Regions from separate parts of the Homo sapiens genome. Here region 2 is linked to region 1. The links are chromatin loops, found by intact Hi-C in ENCODE. Cell type or tissue: GM12878. All regions are shown on one strand. Links, peaks and the distances in the headings refer to the core of each region. The heading gives the core; the rest is flanking DNA. Region 1 overlaps RIMS1 (regulating synaptic membrane exocytosis 1). Region 2 overlaps RIMS1 (regulating synaptic membrane exocytosis 1).

What was found. Peaks named below come from ENCODE experiments on the same cell type or tissue, not always from the same donor. Only the 100,000 strongest peaks of a DNase experiment are listed, where the experiment ranks them.
Region 2: a loop joins it to region 1, with 2.0 times the contacts of the local background. A loop is called at or near these places in 1 of 110 quality-filtered maps.

The regions. Positions count from the first base shown.
Region 1 is chr6:71,976,072-71,987,412 of GRCh38, reverse strand. The region is part of intron 2 of RIMS1 (regulating synaptic membrane exocytosis 1); the gene reads right to left. Among named protein-coding and RNA genes, the nearest start is that of RIMS1, 95 kb to the right of the region's middle. In GM12878, for the core only: no CTCF peak of the experiment used is centred there; a DNase peak (open chromatin) is centred at 4,822; H3K27ac peaks cover 588 bases.
Region 2 is chr6:71,902,940-71,914,280 of GRCh38, reverse strand. All of the region lies in intron 1 of RIMS1 (regulating synaptic membrane exocytosis 1), which reads right to left. Among named protein-coding and RNA genes, the nearest start is that of RIMS1, 22 kb to the right of the region's middle. In GM12878, for the core only: no CTCF peak of the experiment used is centred there; a DNase peak (open chromatin) is centred at 5,640.

The DNA of each region.
Region 1 (11,341 bases), core at 3,146-7,145:
TCTATCTCTGCTCTCCGCCTGTGAGGACACCATATGAAAATAGCTGTCTGTAAACCAAGAAGAGGGTCCTCAACAGAACTTGATCAATTCTAGCACGCTGATCTCAGACTTTCAGCCTCCAGAACTATGAGAAATAAATGTCTGCTTTTAAAGCTACCTAGTCAAAAGCATTTTTTAATAGCAGCCTGGAACTAAGATGACATTTTACAGAAGCCCCTAGGTTTATACAGTATCATTTATAACGTAACAATTGCTCTACCAAAAAAATGTGGAGGAGCTTGACATGAAAGCAAGATAATCCATCACCTCTACCATATATAAAATCTAACCACTCTGCATATTTCTCCTTGACTATTTTTACTTCTTCTGTATGTCATGTAAATATAAATATTCTCTATGGCTCCATCATTTATCCTCTTCTCCAAATACTCTGTAAACGCTACCATCTACACCCTGAGCATCAGTGTCACCTTAAGTCAGGAGCCCCAAAATTTTTAGACACAAATTCTGCCCAGAGTTTCAGACCCTTAGTTATGATTCCCTATTGGACATTTTTACTGAGTCAAAAGCACTCTCACACAGCAGCACCCTTGGGCTATTGCCCATTCCAACTGATTGATATTCATTCTAATGGCAATGCCCACACTGGACTGGTGGAAAAATATTTTTCATATCATGCCTGGTCACAACACATCCAATTTAGAATATCCCAAATGGAATCCCTCAATTATTTCTACTGCTTCTTATCAACTACACATCTTTTGTTTCTCTCTCAGTTAATGGTGCCATCAACTCCATTGCCCAAATAAGAAACTTCAGAGTCATTTCTATTTTCTCCTCATTCAACATCTATATCCAGTCATGATGTCTAGTTGTTTCTGCACTAGATTCTTATTTATAATCCATGCTCTTCTCCCCACGACAAGGCATCATCAGTTTCTTGATCACACATTGCCATCACTCATCTGGCCTATTGCCTTAGCCTTCTATCTGGTTGTCCTAATTCCACCATCTCCATTTTCCTGATTTTGTCCACCAGAAATATTTAGAAATGATTCAGTCAGACGAGGAATAAGAAAAATCATGGTATGCATATTATTAAAACAAACAAACAAGCTTCCTATTATGAGCCATTCTTTGTGCTAGACATTATGGACACCATGAGAAAAGACCTAGTATCTCTCTACTAAGAGGGTGAAACATTAAAAAAAAAAAAAAAAAACAAAACCCAAAGTTGTGATGGTTTCTTGACATCAAGTTAAGTTTGAATTTCTGACGTACAACAAATAATTTTTCAGTATACGTATGCCCAAGTATTGAATAAGACATACTTTTATGAAAAAAATATTAACTGTATCTGAAACTTAAATTTCATGAGGGTTGGTATTTTTATTTGCTAAATCTAGCAATTCTAAGTGTAATAAAGGATGACATATGTTAAAGTAAAGATATTCAAAGTATAGAACTACTACAAAGTAGAGAGACTAACCCTGCCTAGGAGGCATAAGCAGCTTTTGGAAAGAAATGACACTAGTTAAAGTGATTAAAAGAAGTTTACTGGTGTGTGTGTGTGTCCATACATATACATGTATGTCTCAGACATAGCGAGGGGCACTCCAGGCAGAGGAAAGAACATTTACAAAGGCAAGAAGGAGAGACTCAACAGAGTGTGTTTGCAGTGGTCTGCTGATAAATGTTTAACGGCTGTTTCTCAAAAACTAACTAAATAAAAACAGAAAAGAAAAAAGAAAGTACCAATTACTGAATTATAGGGTTTGTCAATTTCCATGGTGTAAATACTCCCACCCAAGACATATTTCAAACTTTAAATAGGATGTCACTTTAACATGGAATTGGTAAAAGATGTTTAGTGCAGTATTTCCATCATGAAGATATAATATATAATGGACGTACATAACTCAAGAGCATGGACCGTGACATGTATCAAAATAATTAGGAAGTTGGTGAGTTGAGCATTTACCTTTATTTTAATATAATTTATCTATTTTATTTTATTTTATTTTAGACAGGGTGTCACTCTGTTACCCAGGCTGCAGTGCAGTGGTGTATCACAGCCCACTATAACCTTGAACTCCTGGGCTCAAGTGGCCCTCCCACCGCAGCCTCCCGAGTAGCTGGGACTACAGGCACACGCCACCATGCCTGGCTAATGTTTTATTTTTTAATTTTTTTGGAGACAGAAGTCTCACTATGTTGCCCAGGCTAGTCTCAAATTTCTGGGCTCAAGCAATTCTCTTGCCATGGCCTCCCAAAGAGTTGGGATTACGAGCATGAGCCATGATGCCCAGTCATAATTCAGTTTTAATAATAGCCCTATTTAAACTAGATTGCAAACTTTTTGAATATCTAACAGTTGACTCTCCCAAGCTAGTATGGGCTGTCTCATGTACATTGCTGTGTGCTGGTGAACTACAATCTGTATTGGTGGAGTACAAAGTGCTTGTGTGAAGGAGGAAGAGTGTAGGAGTGCTAAGGAATAGGGAAGGGGAGGATGTTGGACTTTCCTTTTATACCACCCTCATCAGCTTATAGATAGATGGATAGGCAATAATGATGATAGATACAAACATAATAGATAGATAGATAGATAGATAGATAGATAGATAGATAGATAGATATGTACATACATACATACATACATACATACACAGATGGATACATAGATATGAAGGTTTACAATCTCAACTTACAGGACTCAACTTACAATGTTCTGCTTGTTTCTATGCAATGAAATAAAAAGAGCACCTGGAAACAGACGTCTGAGTAATAGCTCCATCAAGTACTGGCAACCAGTTTGAGCATTAATTTTCTCAAAGCACAAAGTATAATATAATAATGCCTTCTTCTCTGGGAAAAAAATTAACTAAGGTTTAACGTGTTGAGGGCTTGTAAATTATAAATTGCCAGATAAAAAATTTTAGTAACACTGTGGTTTCTACATTTTTTTCATAAGATTGTGCATTTGCTGCTTCTGTAAAAGGTAGAGACACAGCCCTATTTGTCACAGTGTAGCTCCAGCAGTACAGTTTTTTTTTTTCTTTTCCTTCAAAGATCATCCTCTTAACATTAGCTTTGAGTCCCTCTAGGCATGTCCACAACCTTTACTTCCCATTTCCCTTTCTGTGCCTCCTTCTATTTCATCTAAGAATTATTTAGCATTTCAGAATAGAGAGATGTTTTTTAAGCCTTTTTGCATTCTTCTCAGGCTGATAGAAACATATTAGAGAAATCCAATGTTCAATTAAAAATACAGTTTCCTTGTCTCTAATACATTCTGGTTATAGCTATTGAAATAACCAACTATACTTACAATTGATTATACATAAATCAATCAATAAGTAAAAATTAACATATTTCATAAGTTACAGAATGTTACTGAAAGCATGTGGAAACCTATGATAAACACATAATAGCAATTAGCAAAGATAAGATAAATGCCATGAAATCCAGACATTGGAATTTAGGCTTCACATAATAGGCAACAGCAAACCAAAATACGTTTTTTAATCAGACAGTAATATGATAAAAATGGAATTTAAGAAAGAACATCTTTTAAATATACAAGATGGTTTGCTATGTAAGTAGCTTCTTCATATTTGTACTTAAAATTTATCCACGATTTATTTCCCCCAAGTTTTGTGTAGTTAGTAGACATAAAATCTGTGCAGAAAAAACATAAATCAGTCCCTGTGCTCCACATCTGAGCATTCAGGACAGTCTGGAAAGAAAACACAAAGAAGATGGCAAGTAGTCATTTCTCTTGTTGTGTATTCTGCAACATCCCTCTTCTGGTAACCACATCTGATGACTTATTTACTTTTAACTGAGAATTTACTTAGGCTGGCTGTACAATCTCAAATTTTCTCAAAAGAAAAAAGTCATAGTCCCTATGCCAATGTTGAAAGAAAAGAAAAAAAAATCAAGTTTATGTCAATAATAAAAAAAACCCTTTTTTTCTGATTATACAATACTGACTGGGCCTTTCCCTGTATAACTTAATCTCTAAACTTAATATTTAAATGAGAAATAGAAAGAGAGACCAAGTGTGAGAGTGAGAGCATAAGCACGCTCTTGGTGGTTTCATTCTGGTATGCAATCCCACTTAAGAACCTATTGACCCTTTTTTACAACAATTAGGAAAATAATAGAGAACTAAAATAGAGCTCATAAACTTACAGCAGATCCAAGAAACACACAAATAGAACATAATGTGTGCTCTAGGAAGGCAGGTATAACCAAAGCTCAGGGAAGAAAAAATTTTGGTGAAGGGGGTGGTCAAGTACGTTTTGGAGGAAATTGTTTTGGAGCAGAGACTTGAGTCACAGGCAGGATTATCATTGGTGGAAAAAGAGGAGTGGGTGAGATATTAAAACAAGCAGTGGCAAAAGCTCGGGGTAGAAATAGAAGGGAAGGACATCTTCAATGAGTAGGGAATATTGTGGTTTTGTAAAACATTTAGACCAGAGAAGTTAGTGTTGAAGAGAAGACAATCAGGCACTGTGCAGGCAGGACTTAATTTATACATGGACTATTGGACCTAAAGGCCTTCAGAGAGGGCAGGTGCTCTGAGCAAAGCTGGGTGGGATGAATTAGACTAGTAAAGGAATAGAAGACAAAAGGCCAAGGGGTATCCAACCCCATGCAAAAAGGAGAGCCTGAAATATGAGGATGGGAGTGAGAACTGACAGAAGGAACAGATGTGAGACGATTCAGAGATTCAGAATTAGACCTGACAGGACATAGTGACTGATTACACTTAGGGAGCACACAAGGAAGTGGGGAGCTGAAGATGACTCAGGGGTTTCCCATCTGTGTGACTGTGAGAATGGAAATGTCATAAATAGATGAGAGAAGGTGAAGAAGGATGCATGAGTGTGACTGTGCTTGGGTTTGTTGGGGTGTGATGTGGAAGGAAATACTGAGTTCAGTTCCATTTAAACTTGGAACAAACAACATAATATTTGAGCACTCTTATGTGTAAAGTAGCATGCACTGTAGAAGGCAAGAACTTTAAATTTTGTGTTAATACCTACAGTCACACACACCCTGAAATAGAACTCAAAGTCACACGTTTTCCAAGCCTGAACATTTCTCATAAATGTGGCCCAAGATTATCAGCTGAGGTATCATACTAACAAGGTCTCATAGTAAAATAAGACTGCAAAGAACCAGTCCAAGTATTTTAACACTTTTAATGCTTCAAAGGATAATAGATGGTGGAAATGGCTCCCTGGAATTGCATGGAAATGCAGAGTTAGAAAAATCAAAGTGATAAAATGAAAGATGCCTTTATTCTCCTCCCTGATCCTCCATATCCTCTACTCCATAATGTTTAGCGGCTTGGTTTGCCATTATCAATAAGGGAGATAATATAATCCATCTTGAAATCATTTGTCAATTGGCATTCAGTATTCAAATCAAATCAAATCATAGTTCAAACCAAAAAAAAAAGCAATTTATATCAAGTTCCAATGGCATAGCTTAGTAGTATGCATTATAGTACACCAATGACTTCCCTGCAATACAGTCTCTTTCTTCAAGAGGTGAACACTGCAGGTGGGGAGACAAGGCAAAAGAAATGAAAAAGTGAATGATTTAAAAAAAAATAAACTAAGGCAACCAGAGAAAACATATCCCAAGATAGCATACGACTTACTGCCAAATGACTAGTGCTCTTTAAAAGTATTGCCGGATTAGAGATTAAACCCCCTTTCTGCAAGCAAAATAAAGAAGAGCCTTCATGGTTTATAAATAAGGAAACTTAGATGAAAACATTACCAATGGCAATTTTGTACATTCTCTGTCAACTTTCATCTTTTCTATGAATTTTTTCTAATGTGGGGTGAATACCACAAAGAGTGTGACCTACTCACTGATTATATATTATGTCTACCATATTAGAATGAATTATTTGAATTAAGAATCCTATGGTATTCTTGTCTTCTAACCCCACTAGATCCTAGCCCAAGATTGAGCAAGAAGAATGCTGCCAATGAATCCTGACCTGAATAGTTAAAATGAATAACCAGAAGTTAGTGGGTAAATGAATGTGATTATTAGTGGGTAAATGAACATGAGCAAATGATTTTCTTTTATGTGCCTCAGTTTCCTCATATGTAAAATGGAGACAGTAACAATACTTTATAAAGTTTCATGAGGGTTAAATGCACATAAAGTGCCTAAAACACAACAGCATATAATTGCAGTTATTGTTACCAGAGTTGATAGAAAATCAGCAAAAAGCTAAAATTAGACACTCTTCTGCTTTAATCTTATGCAGAACTTAGACTGGTGAGCAGTTTTGAAAATTTAGATGTGTGCTCTTTTTCTTTTTGATGTTCCCATATGGAATGATTCTCTCCACTGTGCCACAGAATCTTCTTTTCTGTGGATTTCTCTCAGGAATCAGAAAAGAAATGCATACTTTAGGAATGTAATTCCCTAGAAGTACTTGCCTTTTCTATCCTTATTTTTTATTAACTCTCCTTTGGTAATTCCCAGTCCCAAAATCTCAGAAAATTTTTGTCTTATCTCTTACTTGTCCCTTTCATAACTACATCCACTTGTCATTAAGGCGTACCAGTTTCTTCTTTCAAATGTCTCTCTCATCCATTTTTTCTGGAGTCATTGCCATTATTCTTACTATTATTAGCCATGTCTCATCTATTTTAATCATCTACTAATTGGTCCCTTTTTCTCCAGGAATGCCGTACGCTCATCCATCATGCATATTCCTGAAAAATTCATTATCCTGAAACTTTCCTTTCAACTAGATAGCTCCATGTTCAGATACTTTGGTGTCTCCCTTCAGAGTAAAATCCATTTATCAAAGCTGGACTTCAAGGACATTCATAAACTGGCCTCAACTGCCTTTCACAGGTTTGTATTCCTCCAACTCATTGGCCAAATATGCTTTTCAAATCAGACTATATATTCAATGTCCCCCTTGCCTGATGGCTTCATTCTGACTCCTGAACTTTTACCCACATTAATAATGTTTAAGATTTGTTATACATATAATACATGAGTGCATTCATTTATTCACCATTATCATTTTCCACTAAATACACATTAATTCACTGCATGCTTTGCCCAAGGTCCTAGGCATTATCTTTTTCTTTTATTTAATATCTTCCTTCTCACACTAGTGCAGTAGCCAGTGGGTACCGATCTCAGTTGCCACCAGTAGAGTCCACACCACCATTATATTTTGCCTCCTTTGGCTATAAGCTTCCTGTTTTTTCACAACAACCAACTATTTTCTTGGCACGGGCAGACTGTTCTCATCCTGGACAAATGACTCTGTAGAAGAGCAGAGGAAATAGCAGTGATTCACAGAGTAACCAGGCTGAGCCCTGAGGCACAGCAACTTTCTAATAATAATATTGCCAATATTTATTTATCCTTGCAATATCTGTACATGAGTTTTGAAAGAGAGGTCCAATTCAGTGATATTCACATTAATTTTGACTTATAAAATTATCACCCATCCCATCTAATCTTCATTTTTACTGAGCATATTAGTGGTACATATCAGTGATTCTAAATCAAGAGAATATGCCAAAATCACTTAGGAAAATTTTCCAAATACACGTTTCCTGGCTACCCTACTCATGCATAGTAAGGAGCATTTGATACATAATGGGGTAGTATGTCATGGAATATAAACTTCTAAAAAGTGATTCTATGCATTTTTACATCATTCCCCTGAATAAGAAACATACAGAGATAAAGATACAGTCTATGTTTTGAGAGGATTGACCAAAAAAATTATTCTCAAATTGTGTCAAGTACACTGTAAGATCATGGTAAATATTTGTTAAATTAACAAAATAAATGAATAATGTAGAGATTTTTCACTGCTACTTGAGTAGAATATATGGACAATATTTATATACTACTTTATGGAATACACAATGCTGTCATGTATATGACTAAAATTTCACGGATTTTCAGGTCTAGAGTTCAGTTATCTTCCCCTGTCCTGCTGGGTGACCCTGGGGCAAGCCACTAACATAGGTCATGTTTTGTCTTCCATATGCCAGCCAAGTACAAGCATCATCAAATCTCAGCTGTTGCCACATCATGTGGCTTAATGTAAAGCTGCCATTAAATACACTCAATCAAAAGTCTGCTTGGGCTTGCATGACCTTAGTTACATACACATACACATACACACACACATATACATAGTAGAACTACTTAAGTTCTACTCTTCCAGAACTAAATGCTTTTAATAGTCAAGAAATTGAAGAGGGCACCATCTTCTCTGAGCATTCAGAAAGAGAAAAACACAATATTATCATTAAAATAGCTATGGCAGAACAAGGGGCTTTGTAAGACTTTGTGAATTGGCATAGAACGATTTGCATAAGCCAGCAAATCATATAAAAAGAATGAAGACTATAAAAGCCACACAATTTTTTAAAATTCTGTCACTTCCTAATTATAACTATGAATTGGAAATGTCAGTGTTCCTAGAATTCTCTATTTTCAAATTACTGGCTCTACTGACTTTATTCTAAAATGCGAAAACATTTTTTTTCCTAGTTGGACATTTTTTCTAATATCAATAGAAAATTGATATTGATCCCTACTGCAGGTGGTAATACAACTATAGCCTGTGACATTAAACATCTCTTATTTTATGTGAAAACAACTTTTAACGAAGCAAGAAATTAAGACTCAATGCAATTTTGTTATAAACATGGCTAAAAATAGTACAGAGAAGGCCTGTCTCAGAAAAATAACTTCATTCATGATAAAATATATGACTAAAAGATCCTTTGCATATGACATATTCTTTTTCTTCTTGACTGGATTTTACTCAGTAAATGAGCTATATTTTTAAAAGGTGCAATATTTGTATCTAGCATATATTTTAAAAATCAGTTTCTTCACGGGTATCCAAACACCTAGAAAATTATTGAATCTTCTGTCCCAACAGACTATCAGAGTAAAAAAAATCACAATAAAAAATTTTAAATAAGTTTAAATAAGTGGAAAAATCTAGCAGTCTTTCAATTTTTATTCAATTTTACATAATTTTTGTCTTCAATATTTGAAGTGCTATATAAGTATACCTACAGTAATACAAGTGAGATTTCTAAAGTATTCAACAATAGATACCATTTAAGATACAATTGCATCCATAGTAGGATGCTTAGGATTTCATGAGAAAATATGTACATATGCATTCCGCATTCAAAGAACAGTGACCCTCTTAAGCATATTAGAGATTAGACATACGATTAGAGCCTCCTCCCCTTAGTGCACAGAAGTTCCTCTTCTCTGTTCTCCCTCACTGCTTTCAAAACTTCATGACTTTTGGCATGTGGCCAAATTCCACATGCTTCATCTCAGCTGCCACCAGTAGAGTCCAGACCACCATTATATTTTGCCTTAACTGCCACAACTGTCTCCTAAAAGTTCTCTTTCCTTACAACCCGTTTGCTACGCAACACTGGATCATGATTCCCCCTTCTTTAAAGTGCTTTAAGGGTTTCTCAATATAAGTCTTAGATAAAATCCAAAGACCCACAAGAGCTCTAGGATGGAACCCTTGCTTGTCTCAGCCATTGCCCTCTTTCTACTCACTTGCTTTCTCTGGGCTTCTTTACTTCCCTAAACATGATACTCTGTTTTCCACATAAGGACCATTTCACATACCATCATCCTTTCTGCCTGGAATTCCCTTTTCCTGGCTCTTTACAGGGCTGATTTCTATCTTTCAAGTCTCTTTTTAAATGTCACCTCCTCTTAGAGCCTTCCTTGAGCAGTCTTTCTAAATAGTTTTCCCAGTGTAGCTCTCTTTCATTGCATTCAGGTTAGGCCTTTGTTAAAAGAGAAGGGTTTTATCATCTATTTTTGTTTGTTGTTTAGATTGTCTCCTCCCATACTCCAAGCTTTACAAGGACAAAGACTCTGCTTTGTTCATGATAATATCCAGGGCCTGGCAATATGTTATGCACACAGTACAAACTAAATATTTGTTGAAGAGAGAATAAATAGGCCAATTCATTGCATAAAAGCAGTGAATTGTTTCCTCTACTGCATACTCTTCCACCTGTTGAAGAAATTCATTTCTCTTCCTTTTAACGCTATCTTCTCAGCCAAAGCTGTTTTAGCAGTGAAGGAAAGACCACATGGCTCAGCAGCAGCAAGGGTGCAAGAGCTCCCAAAACAGAGAAAGGTGGGCCAGTTTCCAATGTTTATAGGGTCTTTCCCAGACATTGAGAGAAATTATATTCATGATGGGGATGTGTCTGAGGTGGTAACAGTCTACAAGTGGATTATCCATTCTTTTGTGTTGTCCCTGACATTTCTGCCATCCGCTATTGTAGGACACAGAGTTGTGAACATTAGACCACGCAGTCTGAAGATCATGTCTAGTATGCAGAGCTTAAAGTCATAGAGAAATAATGACAAGAGCTTTTATCCAACTATTCACAATATCAAAGACCCATTCACACTTTTGTTTAATCTTTTAATTGATGTAAGACATAAATCTGAGATGTGATTATAAATAAGAAATCATATTTTCAAGCATAAAAATATATATTTCCTAATCTGCTATGGGAAAAGTATACACACAAACACATGTATAAAAACACATACATCATATATAAAAACTATCTCAAAATGAATCAAAGACCTAAATGTAAGATCTAAAAGTATAAAACTCTCAGAAGAAAACACAGGGGGAAATCTTAATGGCATTTGATATGAGAATGATTTCCTGGATGCAAGACCAAAACCACAAATAACCAAAGAAAAAATAGATCAATTAGACTTCATCAAAATTAAAAACTTGTGCTTCAAAAGTACTATCAAGAAAATGAAAAGACTATTCACTAAATGGGAGACAATATTGCAAATCATTTCTGTGACAAAGATCTTCTATCCATTACATGTGAAGAACACTTATAACTCAAAAATAAAAAAGACAAATAACACATATTTTGAAAGATCATCCTTAGAGAAAACCCAATTTTATTCTTAAAACGGAAGAAAATATTTTGATAGATATTTCTCCAAAGAAGATATAGAAATAGCCAATAAGCCCATGAAAAGTTCATCAATATCATTATTCACTAGGGAAACACAAATGAAAACCACAGTAAGACACTACTTTATACCCACTGGGATGTCCATAATATAAAAGACAGACAATAACAAGTGTTAACAAGAATTTAGGGAAATTGGAATTCTCTTATTGATAGGAATGTAAAATAATGCAGCTACTTTGAAATACAGCTTAGCAGGTCCTCAAAAAGTTAAACATACAGTTACCATATGACCCAGCAATTTTATTCCTAGG
Region 2 (11,341 bases), core at 4,086-8,085, 74 kb after region 1:
TCTCTTATAAGCTTATGAATATTTGCAACTGGCCAAAAAAAAAGAGAGAAAACATTGTTTATAGTAGAAGCATAATCTGCCTGGTACATGGCAAACCCTGGGATCATATTTTCCTATTCACAAAGAAATATACAAGTCACTCTCATAGATGAAGGGAAAACTATATATTGCACATTCATCCTGAAACAGGAAAAGCAGAAGTCATACATTCAGAGCACAATGAAATAGGACTCTGCCTTTCCTAAAATGGGCAGTAAAGAGTGGAGTACAGCTGGTCAGCTATCCTTATTCCCCACCACACCCCAATGACTACTTTGGCTCTTCTTCTGAAGGAGTTGGTTAGTAGTGCTATAGATACTCTTTTAGCTATCATAAGGTCACTTTCTACCATACCTGAGTTGTAGAGAAAGGAAGTGTCCTTCTTACCCTAACCCCAGCTGTGTAGCCCCATTTGCCCAGGGGTGTCCTCAGGAGTTGAGGAGAGAGAAGTGTGCTGGCATTAGGTTCAGGGCTCAATGGAAGGCCTGGAACTCACAGATTGGGAAATGATTCCTACATCCTACATACCAGAAACCACATGACACAAACCCATATGTTAAAATTCTTCCTAGAAGTGTTCTTTTCTTTACTTTTCCTGCTTTACTCCTTAAAGGGAGATCTTGAGTCATTTCTAAGCTCCTATGAATAGTCCCTTAGCAACCATTTTAAATAGGATTAGCTGTAACTGTTTTCTATTTAAGGGTGTTACATTATGGAATTCCCAGTATAGACAAAGAGATGGGGCGGGGGCAGGAGAAATATAAAATATATTCTTTAAGCACATTCAAGTAGATTGCAAAACTTATAAAAAGATAAACTGATTTTCCCAAAACAACATTATTGTCTATAAAAAGCATTTAGTGTCTGTCAAAATACATTTGGTGCTCTACCAAGTAACCGTCCCTTCAAGCCCCTCCTTTTCGCATCATGTCAATTCATCTATTTGTCTATGGATTGAGGTGCCAAGCCTAATTATCTCCCTGGAACTTTTTTAATAAGACCCACATTTAAATATTTTACAACATACAATTATATTACTAATTTTAATGATAAAATATTTCACATATTCAAGTAAATAGACATCTTTTAATAAAAACAGACAATATAGAAACTTTGGGCTATATTAAGGCATTAGCACATACATAGATTTAGTAATTCAATCAAAGGAGCTTTTGGTTGAATAAAGAAAAAGAGAGTCTGAGTCCATTTGCCTTAAAAAGTTCAAACCACACCTGATTAGATTCAATTGTTTTCAGAACAAAGGATGGTGCGTGAAATTTAAGAAGCTTCCATGAAGCTCATTTTTCACATTTGTTTTTACTTAGAATTTTGAAATAAAGGTATTGGTCTTTTGTTTGCAAAATAATACTGAAACATCAAATCCTTCTTTCCCATGCCACTGGGTTCACAGTAGACAGCAAATACTTTTCTCCTTTAAATTCTATTTATTTTGCTAATAGATTTTTCTATTGGGCAATATGATTCAGTACCTGACACATAATACTTAATAAATATTTGTTCAATTAAATTAAATGTTTAAGCTTGTGTTCATTTCTAAGGTCTAATATTTGCCAAATGTTTCATCGAGACCTCTTGAACACCTTCTTTACCATTTAAGATGTTCTTGGTCATTGCAACGAGTCACTGCTCTGAGAAGCTTATGGAACTATCCTTAAGAATAACGCAATGACATTTTAAATAAATATGTAATCATATGAAAAAAGTCATTAAAGACACTCAGGCTTTATAAACTATTACAATTTAATAGCAGTTATAATAACAGCAATAACAAGGTAGATTACATAAATTCTACTGTAGCATTTTACATCTGTATTTTATGTTTGCTTTATTGGAGACACAACAAAGCAAGAAATAAATAGCCCAGGGAAGGGAGGAATGGTGAGAAATAATTAATTTGGGTATCAGAGATTTGTATTCAAATGTTTCAGTAACAAAACAAATTATGACTAACTCAAAAATGTGTTATCTTAAACAAGAGAATTGTCTTTGCCTCTTTGAAACGTGTATTTCCTTCTGATGTAGGTTTATAGACCACAGAAGAGGCAGGGTTAAGTTCCATATTTTAAGCTAACTTCTTCATCTTCAGTTTTCTTCTATACCTAATTCCAAATTCTTCTCTTGACTCAACTGACTAGGTTCAAGATATGAACCTGAAGACTTAATAAAAATCTTATATCCACAGAAAAGCAGTAAAAATTTCAGAACATTGTTTTTGATACTGAATACAAAAGTTTTGACATTGGTGAGGGGAAAGCATTTTCTCCTTTCAGCACAAGTACCATTGATAGGAGTTCACTCCCAGGGGTCTTAAACCAAGGTAAAGGGAGGTCAAATTTAAGAAATATCAAATGTAAACAATAGCAAGGCCAAAAATGGAAATCCCTTCAAGACCTGAAATATGTGTTTCTTGCTATATACTGACTCATCAGGACCAATGTCTTATAATTTGAAAGCACCAACAGATGTTTAACAAATAAACACCCTTCAGTACTTCACCTTTAGACTGATATGTGTTAAGCAAAGATCTCAAAACTTTTGCATGTTCAAAGCTTTGGTGAATGAGATTTTGTGAGAACAACAGTAGCCTATTTCCATAGAGTTGATCCATGGAGAAAAGAGAAATACTTCATTTAAATGAATGTTTATATTTCCAGTGCTAAATCCACCAAGGGCCAGAGTATGGGGATCTAAGGGAAGCTTCTTTCCTTTACTATTGCCAAGTGACCACAAGGACAATCCATCTGCATCATACAAGCATCTAACTTATAAGAATTTAACCATATGCATGAGACAGAGAGATAGATAAGAAAATTGTTTTAAATAGTGGGCAGAAGTCCATTTACCATTCTAATTCTCTCCATAAGTATTTACCCTAAATCAGCCTAAAGATCTTCTACCCAAGGGGCCAACTCAGTTCTTGTGTGGCTCTCATCCACAGATGAACTCTCCAAGTTGAGTAAGACTATGGTATTCAATGAGTTCAATGACACATGGACACATTTTTTAATGCAACATGGCCCTTAAAACATAAGCCAACAATGGAATCTGGAGCTCAACAGAACTGCATAATTCAATGTCGAAGGGTAAACTGCCTGTGTGGGACGTACTATGATGTTTGTCTTCAATATGGCTTCTTCCAAAGAGGTTTTCAACAATACTCAAGTGGCACCTTCTATACTGTTCTACCTTTAGAACCTAATGCCTAAATTAGATTTGACTCCTCTATAACCTTCACCCTGGCACAGCTTTAATCACCCTGATATCCCTTTATCTTCCTTCAATCTAATCTTCCTATTGGAGCCAGATTGATCATCTCATCCTCCAGAGCTGCCAACTCTCCCCAAGTTCTTCTCCACTGTTTACTAGGCCAAAAGGTAGTGAAAAATTAATTAAACTTTGGCTCAGGGTAAATGCTCAAATTATCAGAGGGCACCTTTTACATGCTTTCCTTGGAATATTCAAACTCACTTAGAAATTACCCCAACCAGCTTCCTTTGTTCCCTGTGTGTGCACTCTGCCAGAGGCACACAGTACGTATGCAAAGGTTCTCCACAAACAACATTATGTGTGCTACACATCACCAAAAAACATATATGAAGTATCTCTAAAATCAATCCTGGATAATGAGGGATACAGAACACAGTGAAGGGAGTAGGTGCTTTGATAAGACCTAGAAAGTGAGTAGGAATGAGTATGTTCAAGTCATAAAATTTGGACAGTATTCATAATGTGGCCTAGTGTGTACGCATGGACGGGACATTGTATACCAACTGGCTACCACTGCCTGGGCCAGATCCTCTTTTCAGCCCAGGGATCCCATAGTCAGCATATTGACTAAAATATGTCCAGTCCAAGAATGCACAATATTTTGCTGTGTTCCAAAGCTTCCAGAGTCAGACAAATACACTGAAACCTTTGTTTTACTTTGTGTTCTTTCCTCCTAAAATAATATATTTTTAAAATGCAGAGTTTTTGTATTTCTACTTAAACCTAAGGTTGTCAGCTTATCTAACAGACATTACGTTAAATGGGTAGTCATTTTTAATTTTCTCCTGACCAGGAGAAAAGTGTGTGCAGATAAGTACCTCTCTCTCTTTCTGATTTTCACAGCCTTCCAGAGGTTCTTACTACTGAAAAGTTATTTGCCACACCTGAGTTAACTTTTCCCTGCTACCTTTTAGATCTTTGAACAAAGACCTAGACAGTCACACTGACATCCTCTGACCATTTAACTTACAGCAAATAATTAGCGTTTAGAAAGAGGTGAGTTGACTCCTCATCCGGGCTGCTTTTTTGTGTTCTATGAGAGGAGGGCAGACAGGATCACACCAACAATACGCAGATTGTTGTGCCAGCAAGCAAATTTTAGAATCCAAACTGTATTTAATAAAAGGCAGAGTCTACTTTAAATTTTTTTTCTGATCCAAACAATATAAATTTTATTATCAGCATTATCAATAATTACAAACCACTTCAGATAAATTAAAAACTAGCTCTGACATATACATAAAAAATAGAGCTTCCTGAGAGTTTAATAGGCTTGGCAGTAAGTTACAGAATCACATAATTATTGTTAATTTTAGTATACCTCTGTATTTTCTAATGCAAGCCAGCGCCAAAACATTATTTTAATTAAGTAATTAATTAATTAAAATGAATAAAACATTCTTGAAAACTCAGAGACCCTAGAGGGTTAGATTAGAGACAGCAGAATCAAGATTAGAATCAAGGAATTCCTCAGCTAACTTGTGATTTGGATGTCAATTTGCCCCACAGAATTCAGAGAGTCAACTCTTCATATATGTCAAAATGCATGTCATGAAAGGTATGCCACTAAACACACTCCGTGGTATCTATCACTTAATGTTAGAAAAAGACTATTTCATCAATATATTTAAAACTTTAAGTATGAAATAAACAGCAGGCTGGGCACTTTGGAAGGGCTGAGCACTTCCCGGCACTTTGGAAGGCCGAGGCAGGTGGATTACTTGAGGTCAAGAGTTTGAGACCAGCCTGGCCAACCTGGTGAAACCCCGTCTCTACTAAAAATACAAGAAAAGAAAATTAACTGGGCATGGTGGTGGGTGCCTGTAGTCCCATCTGCTCCAGAGGCTGAGGCAGAAGGATCCCTTCAACCCGGAAGGCAGAGTTTGCAGTGAGTCAAGATTGTGCCACTGCACTCCAGCCTGAGCAACAAAGCGAGACTCTGCCTCAAAATAAAATAAAATAAAAAGAAATACAGTAGAATCTAAATATTGATATATGAGGAAATCAAGAAAGTTTAGATTAAATTATTGTTGATTTTCTCTAATCATCTCTTACAGGCTTAAATACATACTCTTTGCAAAACAAACACTTTTACTCATTGACTTTGGCTCTGGGTCTTAATTTTCTAAACAAAAATATATGGTGGTAGGAGAAACACTGTAAAAATGTTAATTACAAGATGAAAAGGTTCATTTAGGCTTGAACAAAACATATTGTAACATCATGCTGAAGGGAAAATAACAGGGGGTGTTCAAAATTTACCAATGACTGTGCTGCCAACGCAGCATCCTCTTCCTTTCTAAATGTGCTTTCTGCCTCACCCAGGGTTACCGTTTTGTCTGTAACACCTCAGAGCCTATGAGTAAATTAGATACTTATATGCAGCCACCCATTTAAAGTTAGAGAAGTTGACTGCACCCTGACAGGAAGGCTCTCTAAGAAGGAGCAGTCATGTAGAGGAGGCTCATATGAAGCAGTGTCCACCTCCTATCTGTACCACTCCTCTCCAGGTCTCCCTCCCAGTATCCCTGAGGCAGATGGCACAAAGGGCTGGGTTCATCCAGCAGGAGAGAGCCCTAAGGGCCAGACAAGAAAAATCACTCCTCTCCGGAAATGACTGGCATTATAGACCAACGGATGCCTCATTTCTCTCTTCTGGGAAAATTCCCCACTGGGGCTCTCATATTTCTGTCTCCTGTAATGAGAAGAAGGAGAGAGCAAAGAAAGGAAAAAAGAAGATAAAGTGACTAAATTTCTCCCAAGTTAGCCATCAATTCTTCCCTAAAGGAATAAAAACAGAAACTAAAAGCCAAGGAGTTGCCTCTTTGGGGTCAGGGTAGAGGCAGGGGCCCAGGACCAGCCTTGGTCTTGAACCAAGAATCCAAAAAGGTAAACAGAAACACTTTGCCCACTTTTCATGCCATGTGGTGTGAAAGGTTTAGCAATGCCTGCTATAATAAAGGCAAAAGTCTCTTACTTTCAAATTTGAAGGAAAAACAATTAAGGACTAATTCTCAGGGTTACCCAAATCCTTTTTAAGTCATTTCCAGCTTAAGTATAAATAAAATTCTGGTAGGATTTTATCTTTTAGAAAATTTTCATAAATGCTATGGAAAATATATCCAACTTACTAGAGTTTCACCAACAAAACACAGGTCTTTGTTCCATGCACTTGATTTTCTCATGAGTTAAATGTAGATAATTTGACATATAAGCGGTATTATGGAAGTATGTATATACGCTGTGAGCTAAAACTTGGTATTGATAGTTAGAAATTTTTATTACACATTGGATTATTTTTTGAGTATTTTTATTACACCTTTGATCTCAGCAAAGGTGTAGAGCTGTGATGTCTGTATTTTTAAAATATTAGAAAAATTTTTAACTTTCTATCACTTCTAATTTTGTGTGAAAATGTCAGCATTATGTCAGCTGTTCTGTGCTGTAAGTCCACATTAGACCTACATTCAAGCAACATTTTAGAGAGCATTTTTAATATTTTTACAGCATTTATTTTAAATATTTACTCAGGAATGCCATTGATTAAGGGTGAAAAATCTGTTAATTGTTTAAGTAAGGTATTCTTATACAGTGAGTTTTCCTAGTTGGAGGTATTCCTCCATGCTAAAAACTCAAGATAGGGTATTTTTTTCCATTGAAGACAGACCATATGAATAATGTATATAAATTCCCATGCATTCATATGAGATTATAAACTGAGGGGTAAGCCAAAATGCTTCCTTAGTAAAACAACAAATGTGAGGAATTAAATCTGTAAGCATAATGCAGGGTAAATCTATTCCAAAGTGCTGCTAAAAGAAGGTTTACTACCCTAGTTCAAAAGAAAGCACCCAACTTCTGTGTATTCCCAAAGCTCAGGTAACTGCATTGTGCTAAAATCACTACAATGAATAAGAGTCTTCTGGCTTAGCACAATGTAAGAACCAAAGCTCCAATTGTGATTCAAAATTCCTTTAAACAGTGCTCACACAGTGTAGATGCACCTGTCTTTATACTCAAAGAGATGTGAATACTGAGTGTGTAGTACTATTTGAATTCACATTGTTATAAAATAATCATTATTATAGCCAAAAGTTGTTAATGTTGCCCACATGTGAAAAGCTGTGCTAAGTGTATTCTTAATATATTACCATTGTTATCCTATTTGCTCCTCCCACCCATCCCCATTTCACAAATAAGACAATTGGGAGGGGTTTAAATGACCTATCAGGATCATATAGTAAAAGTGGTGGATCTCAGGATTCGAACCCAGGCCTCATTGATTTAGAAATCCACACACTCAGGCACTCCGCTCCATGCATCCCATAATAATTATTACTACTACTAGTGGTAAGAGTTTACATTAGAGAAATTCTCAGTTATTACCTGCATTTTAGTATCCAGTTGTAATAATAGTTAACTTTGTTTCCCAGTTCTGTGGAACATTTACTACTTGTGCTGTGTAACCTTTATTTAAATTATTTTTTCTGTTTTCTTTTCTGTAAAGTAGGGATAGCATCCATAACTGTCACACCAACTGCATGGAGTCAAAGTAAGAATAACAAGGAGTGCACATATGAGCACTTTTTGCTGTTGGTGTAATGTTATTTGTTGATTATGACACTGTGCTATAAAACAAACATACTGTACTCTGAGAGGAGAATTTGCTCAACACTAAAGGTTATAAGTGAGAAAGAAGTGAAGTCCAAACAAGGCCCACATATTAGACTTAAAATAACTGTTAGGAGGTTTGTGTCCCTTCTCCAAGATAGAAGCCATTGTTTAAGACACTCCCTAGACAGTCATTTCCATGCCAAAATTTTCAGAATATTCTCAGTTGACAATCTCACTGTCACTTCAGGCCAGACTGAAAGTTAGAAAAATGGGTTCTAGATCTTATTCTGATGTTAGGAAATCACTGGAGCTTTCTGGGACACACTGGAGTACAGGCATAAGGAGGACAGGGACTTTGTCCCTATAGCCCCAAAATATTGGTTAGATGGTTGTGTAAAACTCCATAGCTTTAAAAGGAGGGTGATAGAGTAGATGAGTAGTTATCAGATATTTCTTTTTGCAGCAGAACTCATTTTCCCCACAAAATACAAAACAGATAGAGAGCTGGGAATCAAGCAGTAGGGTGTAGAGCCAAGACACCTGGAGCCTGCCCTGTTGCCTTCTTGTCCAGTCAACATTATTCCCCAACACTCTGGGATAACTGCACCAGACACAGTGTGGAAACCACTGATCTGGCTGCTAACGCTCTTCTCACTCAAATCCCAGGCATCCCAGTTTTTTTCTGTCTTCAACAAGTTAATTTTTTTTAAATCAAGGAAAGTAAACTAGGTACATTTTTGGAAACAGGTAGCTTAATTGATAAAATATTAATTTATTAAATTATTCTAACTTAAATTTCTGAAATTAGTGCTCAGCAAATATTCCATGTGCTCTCCTACATTTCCTATCATCTCCTGCAGTTGCCTGGTCCTGGCCAATGGCAACAATAATGTATGTTAATTCTACCTGCTCTTTCCCTCTCTTCCCCAGCTGTGGCCATGTGTTTCAGGGATCACTGCTTCAAGATAGAAGAGGGCCACCTGATTCACACTGAACTATGCTAGTGAGAAAGTTGTATCATGCTAGGTTACTGAGAAGTGAAAGTTGTTTGTCTTAATTTTTCTAACAAAAACACACTGCTAATTTAGTGGAGATATTTGGACTAAATTATGGAATAGATCTTCTAAAATGTACCGCTCTATTTTCCCATATAAAAAAAAAAAGTCCTCAGAGTTTAGTGCTAACAGAAGGCACCCACACCAAAGGAAGAGGTAAGGACTGTTTTTGGAACAATGGCTTAAATGGGAGGAGGGAATTTTCCAAAGACCATATGCCATAGTTGCCCTATAACTTAGGTCACTGAAGTAAAATCCCATTATTGCATATCTTCAATACTGTATAAGATTCCTGCTATATTGTCTTATTTACAAAAAATTAGTGAAATGAAATCTTATAGAGCTAACGATTTCATGAAACCAAACCTTTCAAATTAAATGTCCTCAGTGAAGTCACTACCCTCCACAACTCTTATTCATTGCCTCACAGGCATTTGCAAGTGTTCTATAGATAGACTTGTAATTTAAGATTTGGATGATGTTGTAAATCCCCAAAAGAGGTCCACAATCTGGACAGTCTTACCAGTTGACTTATATATTCCATTTTGTCAATAAATCTTAGGTTTCTCATCATCCTATAGTTGACTTGATATTTAACCTGTGAATTCCTTTAATGTTTAGGTAGTTAAGAAATATTAGCTTTCCCAAACTTGTTATTTTAATTTTCAGCTAAAATCAGTGAGTGGATGCTGCACTAAGCCCAGATGTCCATTGCGAGGCTGGGGTCTTACTCCTCCAGATGTCAGGATGCTATTAGCTATCAGACTTCCCTTTGAAATTGCCCTCTGCTGAAGCCAGCCACCTCTCCTAAGGCTAGATCCTCTTCCCCAGGCAGCCTAAATCCAGTGACTGGTCAAAGCAAGATATTCCAGCTAGTCTCAGAACTCCCAAGGGACTCATTGAGGCCTTACTGTATTTGTATTATAGCCCACTTTCTCCTACTTTCCAATCTGTTGACTTCCCTTCCCACACAGGTGTTGATCCTGAAAGTACTCCCTAATAAGCGTCTTGCACAATAATCTCCATCTCAGAGTCTGCTTCTGAGGGGCCTGGCCTAAAACAAATCCAAATTACTCTGCAACCATGAAATGGGAAACAAGTCAAACTAGTGTGGTCAGAGCTTTCCCTATCACACTGTGGGTATCAGACTGTCCCTCATGGTAAAAGATCTGAAGGAAATAATGCCATTCTTTATTCTGTATCCTCCAGACCTTTCAAATAATAATAAACAAGGTCATCCCAGGTGAAAGGACAAAAACATAAACTGACTAGATGAAAGATACATGTGAAAAAGAGGAAGGATAATTTATCTTGTTGGAAGAATGCCAATTTATGAAGACTGCATATGAATTTGTGTATATGTACATGCATATATACATACATGTATGAAAACAGATGTATTAATTTTTGAAATGGAAATATCTTTCTTTTGTCTCAACATGGAAACTCAAAACTTAGTCTATTTCTAGTGCAGACTTAATATGCATGCAGACTTAGTCAAATTCCATGTAGGGAAAAAAAAAACACACACACACACTACTAATCCTTATCAGGGCTCTTTTGGTTGGGAGAAACAGAAACCTACTCAAACGAAGTCAGTTTAAGATTACATAGTGATTGTTTTTTTCCCGTAAATTTGTTTACATTCCTTGTAGACTCTGGATATTAGACCTTTGTCAGATTGATAGGTTGCAAAAAATTCCTCCCATTCTGTAGGCTGTCTGTTCACTCTGATCATAGTTTCTCTTGCTATGCAGAAGCTCTTTAGTTTAATTAGATCCCACTTGTCAATTTTTGCTTTTGTTGCAATTGCTTTTGACGTTTTGGTCATGAAATCTTTGCCTATGCCTGTATCCTGAATGGTATTGCCTAGATTTTCTTCTAGGGTTTTTATAGTTTTGAGTTTTACACAACTCCATTAAAAAGTGGGCAAAGGACATGAACAGACACTTTTAAAGAAGACATTCATGCGGCCAATCAACATATGATAAAAAAGCTCAACATCGCCAATCATTAGAGAAACACAAATCAAAACCACAATGAGATACCACCTCACGCCAGTCAGAATGGCGATTATTGAAAAGTCAAGAAACAACAGATGCTGGTGGGGTTGCAGAGAAAAAGGAATGCTTCTACACTGTTGGTGGGAATGTAAATTAGTTCAACCATTGTGGAAGACAGTGTGGCAATTCCTCAAAGATATAGACTCAGAAATAGCATTTGACCCAGCAATCCCATCACTGGGTATATGCCCAAAGGAATATAAATCATCATATTATAAAGACACATGCACATGTATGTTCACTGCTTCATTATTCACAATAGCAAAGACATGGAATTAACCC